Linked DNA regions of Mus musculus: all the other regions are linked to region 1. A link is a loop called in an ENCODE intact Hi-C map of the cell type or tissue named here. Cell type or tissue: heart. All regions are shown on one strand. Region 1 holds the start of Sh3rf3 (SH3 domain containing ring finger 3). Region 2 overlaps Sh3rf3 (SH3 domain containing ring finger 3). Region 3 overlaps Sh3rf3 (SH3 domain containing ring finger 3).

What was found. Hi-C counts contacts between places; a loop is a spot of excess contacts. Peaks named below come from ENCODE experiments on the same cell type or tissue, not always from the same donor. Only the 100,000 strongest peaks of a DNase experiment are listed, where the experiment ranks them.
Region 2: it touches region 1 in a loop (2.2-fold over the local background); 14 of 42 quality-filtered maps call a loop at or near these places.
Region 3: a loop joins it to region 1, with 5 times the contacts of the local background. A loop is called at or near these places in 13 of 42 quality-filtered maps.

The regions. Positions count from the first base shown.
Region 1 is chr10:58,811,335-58,813,834 of GRCm38, forward strand. Sh3rf3 (SH3 domain containing ring finger 3) reads left to right here and starts at 2,025. Exons shown (of 10, transcript NM_172788.3): 1 at 2,025-2,500. The coding sequence starts at 2,241. In heart, CTCF peaks have their summits at 980 (motif pointing right) and 1,206; DNase peaks (open chromatin) are centred at 997, 1,627 and 1,647; H3K4me3 peaks cover 1,641 bases; H3K27ac peaks cover 1,223 bases; H3K27me3 peaks cover 1,896 bases.
Region 2 is chr10:59,003,681-59,006,180 of GRCm38, forward strand. All of the region lies in intron 2 of Sh3rf3 (SH3 domain containing ring finger 3), which reads left to right. Among named protein-coding and RNA genes, the nearest start is that of Gm23223, 190 kb to the right of the region's middle. In heart, no CTCF peak of the experiment used is centred here; no DNase peak of the experiment used is centred here.
Region 3 is chr10:58,994,068-58,996,567 of GRCm38, forward strand. All of the region lies in intron 2 of Sh3rf3 (SH3 domain containing ring finger 3), which reads left to right. Among named protein-coding and RNA genes, the nearest start is that of Sh3rf3, 180 kb to the left of the region's middle. In heart, a CTCF peak has its summit at 1,231 (motif pointing left); no DNase peak of the experiment used is centred here.

The DNA of each region.
Region 1 (2,500 bases):
GAATCTGCCTGCACTAGTCTGCCCCAGCCCTTAGCCTGTAGTCCCCTAAGATTACTTTTATTTTGCACCTTTTAAAATTCTCCTAAGCTTTATTTCTCTCTTGCATCCAAAAGCACTCAGGCTATATCATCATGGACAGCAACTTTGTTCTTTGTTCTTTGCACACACACCCTTTCCCGGGTCCTGATCACCACTCATAAATCAGGCATTCTGGACCCTCTCACAATTCCCCTTGGGTGTTCCTGAGCAAAAGTCACTCACCTCCCTACCCCCTTCATAACAGACAATAGACAGACATAGGCAATAATAGACATAGACAGACAATTCTATCTTATACCCTTGCCAATACTTGTGTAAATGATACAGAGATCGGCTGGGACAACTCTATGCTCCTGGGAATTTCCAGAGACTAGCAGTCTGATAGGAACTCAGGATATCTGGAATTGGGGTGCTAAATACTGCATTCAAATCATCACTGGATGAGATCAAGTCACTCTTTCGATCATTCAATGGATATTTACTAAACACGCCGTGTGGAAGATACTACTACACTGTAAGGGACACGTGGCTTATAGGCAACCGCTCTGCTACCATGTGGTCTTTTTGCATTTGGGTTCTGTGGTCACAAAAACCACATTTAATAAAATGGCTTCATAATAATGAGAATCAATTTCCTTACCCGTGTAATGAAGTTAAAGCAATTATTTCACAGGGTTGTTTAAGAGCATTAAAACAATGCAGATATTATGTTGGCATTTAAGTATCAGCAAAATTTTTTTCTCCCTAAAAACGAAGAAAAGTGACATTCAGCTTCACAAACAACAGGGCAGCCCAACCGGCAGGAGGGGCATCCACACCACTTTGGATGCTTGCCCTGGCATCTCCCAGCTGTGCATCATCCAGCTTTCTGGACCTTTGCCTGTGCGGGGCTCGAGAGCGTTGGGAACACGAGGGGCCCACCAGGGGGCAGCACACGGTAAGAAATCTTGTACACCGACCGCAGCCCACCGCCAAACTTCCCTGCTGCTCCAGGTCCTCGTACGTACTTCCGTCGCTCTGACGCTCCCAGAACCCCGGGCATCGGGAAGGAGCGCACATTCCCCCTCTTTTGAGCCTCCCGAGGAATATTTGGAGCTGGGTTCATCAGAGCTCACCAGAGCGGGCGCTGGAGTCTTTCACCGCGCCGCCAGGGGCGCGGCGCTCGGCCAGGGTGTGCTGGCGCGTGGGCGGCGGCGTCAGTCACACATCAGTGATTCTGGAGAGGGCAGCCGGCTTCCCGAAGGAGTAGTCGCGGCCCCGGCAGCCCCCGACCCGGCCATCTCCAGCGACTTCCCTTCTCGCCTCAAGGGACACCCCCGCACCTATACCCACAGCTGTCACTTGGGCATGCTGGCAGGAGAGGGGACACAAGCAAGAGTGCTCCCTGGAGTCGTCCAGAAGGATGCCTGGGTGTCTGATGCGTCCTCCGGCTGCTCTCCAGCGCTGGCTAAGAAAGCAGTCGGGATGATGCTCCCAAACTTTCCTTCGCGGAGGCGTTGAGAAGAAACGTCCCTTCCTGAAGCTCGCGGAGAATCCAGAGTCTGGCGTCCAGAGGGGACAGGGCCAAGCCTGCGCAGGGGAAGTTCTCCGGAGCCCCGGAGGTGGCCTAAAGGGAGAAGCTCCAAGGCAGGAGAGGTGTCCGTTTCCCAACACCCCCGCAGTGACTGTGACCTCTGCGCGTCCCCCGCACATGGTCCCGCGACCCAGGGACGAGATCCGGCTGAGCTAGTTGAGCAAGGCGGCGGTGCTCTGGCAGCCCGAGGGCGCATGGAGGCGCCGAGGGGGGCGGTGCGGCTCGCCTGCGGCGCGGGGGAGCGTGCACGCCGCGCCCCGGTCTCCCTGGGGACCTGGCCGGCCTCTCCCTGCACTCCCCGCTGCTGGGCTCCCGGGCGCGGGCGGCGCGGCAGCACAGGTGTTGCCCGCAGCGGCGGTGCGCGCGCGTAGGCTGATTGGGCTCGGCTGGCTGGAGTTGCCTCGGGGCTCCGGAACTCCGGTGCCTGCCTCGCGGGCAGGCTCGGCGTGTCACTTTGCAAATCGTGGAGGCTAGTGCCTCGGGCTGTCAGCACGCGCCGCGCGGGGACCGAACCCTGTTTATTGACGGCGACTGCCCGGGCTAGGCGCAAATGCCCGCTCTCCTCGGCGGGCCGGGCTCTGGCTGCTAGACTTAGGCGGCTCGCTGGGCCCGCGCTGGCGCCTCCCCCATGCTGCTTGGGGCGTCCTGGCTGTGCGCGTCCAAGGCGGCGGCCACCGCAGCTCGGGGCGAGGGCGAGGACAGGCAGGGTGAGCAGCAGAGGGGGGCCCAGGCGAGGACTGAAGAGGATATGGACGAATCATCGCTGCTGGATTTGCTGGAATGCTCTGTGTGCCTGGAGCGCCTGGACACTACGGCCAAGGTGTTGCCATGCCAGCACACCTTCTGCCGACGCTGTCTGGAGAGCATCGTGTGCTCGCGCCACGAACT
Region 2 (2,500 bases), 190 kb after region 1:
CAAATAGGTATATAGGGAAGTGGATAGACAGATAGACAGACAAACAGATAGGCATATATACAGATAGCAAAGAAGAAAAGATTAAAATTATATTTCTGGAGTGGTAGCTTAGTGGTTAGGTGCACTAGGACTCGGGTTCAATTGCCAGTTCCCACATGGTAGCTCACAACCTTCTATAACAACAATTCCAGGGGACCCATTGCCCTCTTTTGCCCAGCGGTCATGTGGCTGGCTTGTGTGGTGCTTCTATTTGGTTTTTTGGAAGAACCTTCATATTAATTTTCATAGTGACTATAATAAGGTTTATATTCCCACCCAGCAATTGTTTCCATTTTACTTCTTGATAAAATCCATCTGACTGGGACAAATGAGGTGGGGGGGGGGGGGTTGGGAGAGTTAACTCTGAAGGCAGTTTGAGTTATTACCTCCATGATGGCTAAGGATAATGTTTTTGTTTGTTTGTTTTTCTTTAACTATTTATTGGCTATGGGGGATGTGGAAATGAACTTGGTGGAGGAAGAAGTGAGACAGAGAGCGAGGAGTCACAAGCTCCAGGGATTCCTGATCCACTGTACACGATATCTGATCTGACATGGCTCTCCTCGGCATGCCCGTGAGACAACACAAAGGACCCAAGGCCAGGGTGGTGGTTGCTTCTCGTGTCTTCATAGAAACCACCCCTGGGCGTGGGGGTGGGGGATTGTACCCTCCCATTACAGGCTCCTGGACAGAAGAGTCAGATTCTGCTGAACAACACCAGTTGTACCAGGATTTGCCCTTAAATACATAAACATGTCATAATTGGTTAAAAAGCTTTATAATAAGCTCATGTAATAAGCAATAAAGTTAGATCTGCACTCTAATGCTGGTCTCCAGAGTCTGAATCCCGGGCAATGTGGGCTCCATCTCATCTCTTTTCCCCCAACTTCCCATTCCCTGTTCCCACATTGACCATTTGTATTTCTTCCTTTGAGATCCATTCATAAACATACTTTAGCTGTTCCATTCATAAACATACTTAGTTGATCACATGATTTGGTGTTTGGGGATACAGCGTTCTGAATTCTTATAGGCTCTGGATACTAACTCCCTGTTGGATGTATTTTCCTATTGAGTAGACTGTCTCTTCATTATGCAGAAGAATTTATATTTTGTATAATCCCCTTTACAGTTCTCATGGTTTTGTGTTACTCGAGTCTTTTAAGGAAGTCCTGCCTTGTGCCTATTTCCTGAAGTGCTTTTCTACGTTTTCCTCCAGCAGTTTCAAAGCTTAGCGAGTACCTTGAAGTCTTTGATCCACTCCGAATGGAGTTTTACTCAGGGCAAGTAGATCTACTTTCACTCCTTGGCTTTTATATAACCAGGTTTCCCAGCCTTGTTTGTTTCCTTGTTGGAAAACTGAACGTTAGAGCAGAATAAATGAGAAGTGACTGTGGTAAGCCCACAGGCTACCCTGTGGTCACATGGGGAGCAACTCCTCGGTCCTCAGTACACGCATCCTCTGGAGTTGTGCCCAGCTCCCATCAGACAGCTCTCCTAACTTTGATGATCACTGGAAAATGTGCATCCTGTCAGCCACTACAGCCTCTAGCATAGCATCTTTTCCAAAAGTCTTATGCCATCTACTGACAGACCTGACATGCCGTTCCCCTGACCTGGAGGGATGCTACCAAGCCTGTCATTCTGCTTCACTCCCAGTCTGTAGGCTTCCAGAGAAGGCAGGCAGAATAATATGTTATTCCATCAAGTGTCATTGGTCCCCAGTTCCAAACACATTACAGTTCCTGCTGGGCCATCTGGCCTTGCAGTAAATACCCAAAGAAGTTTTGATAGAAAAAAGTCAGGGAAGATATGCTGTGGTGAGGGATCTAAGGTATTCCTTGCCTGCTAAAAGATGAAGCCAGGAGCGTATTGGTTGGGGTGGGTACAGATGGCCAGACTCTCCTGTGTGACACCATCCTCCCTCAATCCCTGGGGCAGCCACACTCCTCCTAGAAGCTGATGCCTAATCATCTTGCACTCCTTGACTCATTGCTTTTCAGTATTCATATCTCCCCATACCCTCTGCCTAGGGCTCCAGGTGCCTGAGGATATGTCAAGAACATCTGCATCTTCACCAGCAGCCTGTGTCCCAGCCTTACCTCTCTGAGACACCCACCTCCCTCCTGAGACACCCACGTCCCTCCTGAGACACCTCCCTCCCTCCTGAGACACCTCCCTCCCTCCTGAGACACCCACGTCCCTCCTGAGACACCTCCCTCCCTCCTGAGACACCTCCCTTCCTCCTGAGACACCCACCTCCCTCCTGAGACACCCACCTCCCTCCTGAGGCACCCACCTCCCTCCTGAGGCACCACCTCCATCCTGAGGCACCCATCCCTCTCCTGATGGACCCACATCCCTCCTGAGGCATCCACCTCCCTCCTGAGGCACCCATCCCTCTCCTGAGGCACCCACCCCTCTCCTGATACACCCACCTCCCTCCTGAGGCACCCACCTC
Region 3 (2,500 bases), 180 kb after region 1:
TATGCCTGGATCCTCAGTACACAGTGATATCCAAGCTGGAAGGCAGGATCACAGCTCCATGGTGCATTCATTTCTCAGACTCGAGGCTCACCCTTGACTTGATTCCAAACTGTTGATGTGATTGTTGGATTATCCCATGTGGCATGTCTGCCCCTTTGAGAAAATGTTCAGACTACATGCCATTCTCAAGGCATGTGTGATTTGTCCAGTCTGGTTGGACTGTTCCCTTTTCTCCAGGGGAGAACACAAAGACCATTTCTTCAATTCCATGCAATAACATTTCCAAAACATCCACTAATAAGAGTTATGCAGCCTAATGAGACCTTCCTAATCATCGCCTATTCAGGAAATGGCATGATACCAAAGCTGGGCAGCTCCACTCACCACCACCTTCCTCCTCACACCTGATAAAGATGGGTGAAAGGGGTTTACTCTTGAACATCAGATAAATAGACTCGAGCAGAGTTTAATTTTTGTGTTCAATCTGTTTTCAGGGTCTCATTTATGAGATACACATCAGGGTTTTTTTGTAGGGTTGTTTGTTGGTATCCATTGCTCAGTGGGTCTGTGAGTTATTCTTTCAATGGTAGACTTGAGTTTTGGGAATTTTTAGGTCCATAACAAAAGGGAGCTAATACAGAGGTTTCCTGTGTGCCACAGCAGTCCCCTTCCACCTCCTCTATTATCAGTAAAGCCCTGGGGTGTGGTACATTTTTACCATTGCTGAGCCTGTCTCGACAATATCAGCCAATGGCCTTTGTTTCTATGGGAATTTAGTCTTGATGCTGTACAGTCTTGGTGTTGGACACATGTAACACATATACCCTATGACTCATCGTGCTTTCACTGTCTTGAACTCTGTATGCCTCACTTTTTTATCCCTCCCCTTCTTTGCAGCCACAGAACTTTCCTAGTCTCTGTGGCTCTCTCCTGATTTCTGGTATGGTTCTAGCACCACTACATGCTTCCCTTTCCTGCTGCTTTCTTTCACTCAGAAATGTGTGTTTCTGTCTTTCCATGGCCTGGTAGCTCCATTGTTTTTTTAAAATAAAATACATTCTTGAAGAATTTCACACATGTGTCCAGTGAAATAGAATCATAGCCACTACCGATTTCTCCTCCTGAATCCCCCTAGTGTAACCCCCTCTGAACTTCACATCCTCTTGTTTCTGTTTTAGTAATCCACTAAGTTCGATTGATGCTGCTTATTACATAAAGTTGTGAGGCCACCTACTGGCTCATTGTGAGGCCATCCAATGGGGCGAGAGCAACAGAACAGTGGCTACACCCTAAAGAAGAATATTCCCTCTATCAGGAGCTATCAATCACTATTTAATTAGGGTTCTGGCCTCTCAGGTTACTTTCTACCCATGTGGGAGTTTTGGCTGGCTGAATCATGTGCAGATAGCCACAGCCTTCAGGAGCTGAGGCATGCAATGGCAGAGGCAGTGTTCTATGGCCTTCCTTGCCATCCTCCAGCTTTGAATCCTTTCTGTGTTGTCTTCTGCAGAATTTCCTGAGCTTGGAGGTGGGGGTAGTAGGGGATATTGAAAGTTCACATAGATGTTCCACATGGGACCGTGTTTCAGTTAGGGTTTCATTCTCTATAATGAAACACCATGATCAAAGGCAAGCTGGGCTTACACTTCCATATTGCTGTTCACTATCAAAGGAAGCCAGGACAGGAACTCAAACAGGGTAGGAACCTGGAGGCAGGAGCTGATGCAGGGCATGGAGAGGTGCTGCTTACTGGCTTGCTTCCCCTGGCTTGCTCAGCCTGATTTATTATAGAACCCAGGACCACCAGCCCAGAGATGGCAGCACCACAATGGGCTGGGTCTTCCCACATTGAACATGCCTTACAGCTGGATCTTATGGAGGCATTTTCTCAGTTGAGCTTCCCTCTTTTCTGATAACTTTAGCTTGTGTCAGGTTGATATCCACTGGAGATCTGCCCTTTTCTGAAGAGAAATGGGGGAGGAGTGGATGGCAGGTAGAGGGGGAGGTGCTGGGAGGAGAGGAGGGAGGGGAAATTGCACTTGGGATATAAATTTTTAAAAAATTATAAAAGATGAACAAAAAAAAGGAAAAGTTTCAGAATGCAGTTTATGGTAGCTTAATGTTGACAGTTGTAGGTTCTCTCCTAAGATCCACGAGTTCACTAGATGGGAATATGTGACACTAGGATTCTAGTACCAGACATAATGGCCTTGCCAAATGGACCTTAAAGCCAGTTAGAGAACTGTTGGCTACTTTCAAGATATGGATGCCGCAACTGGGTCTTTAGGTGTATCTTACCATGGCAGCGGTTGTTACAGTTCATAGGAGTCCTACATATATAGGAGTATTGATTGCTTCCCTCTCTTGGCTGCTTCCATAGGACTTTGTGGTATGGGAGCTAAACCACAGGTTAGATTCAGCTCAAATCTGGGTCCTGGCTCTGAAGTATAGGGTGTCTTCAGCAATAGGGATTCACCTTCAGCCTCAGAGAGGCAGCCAA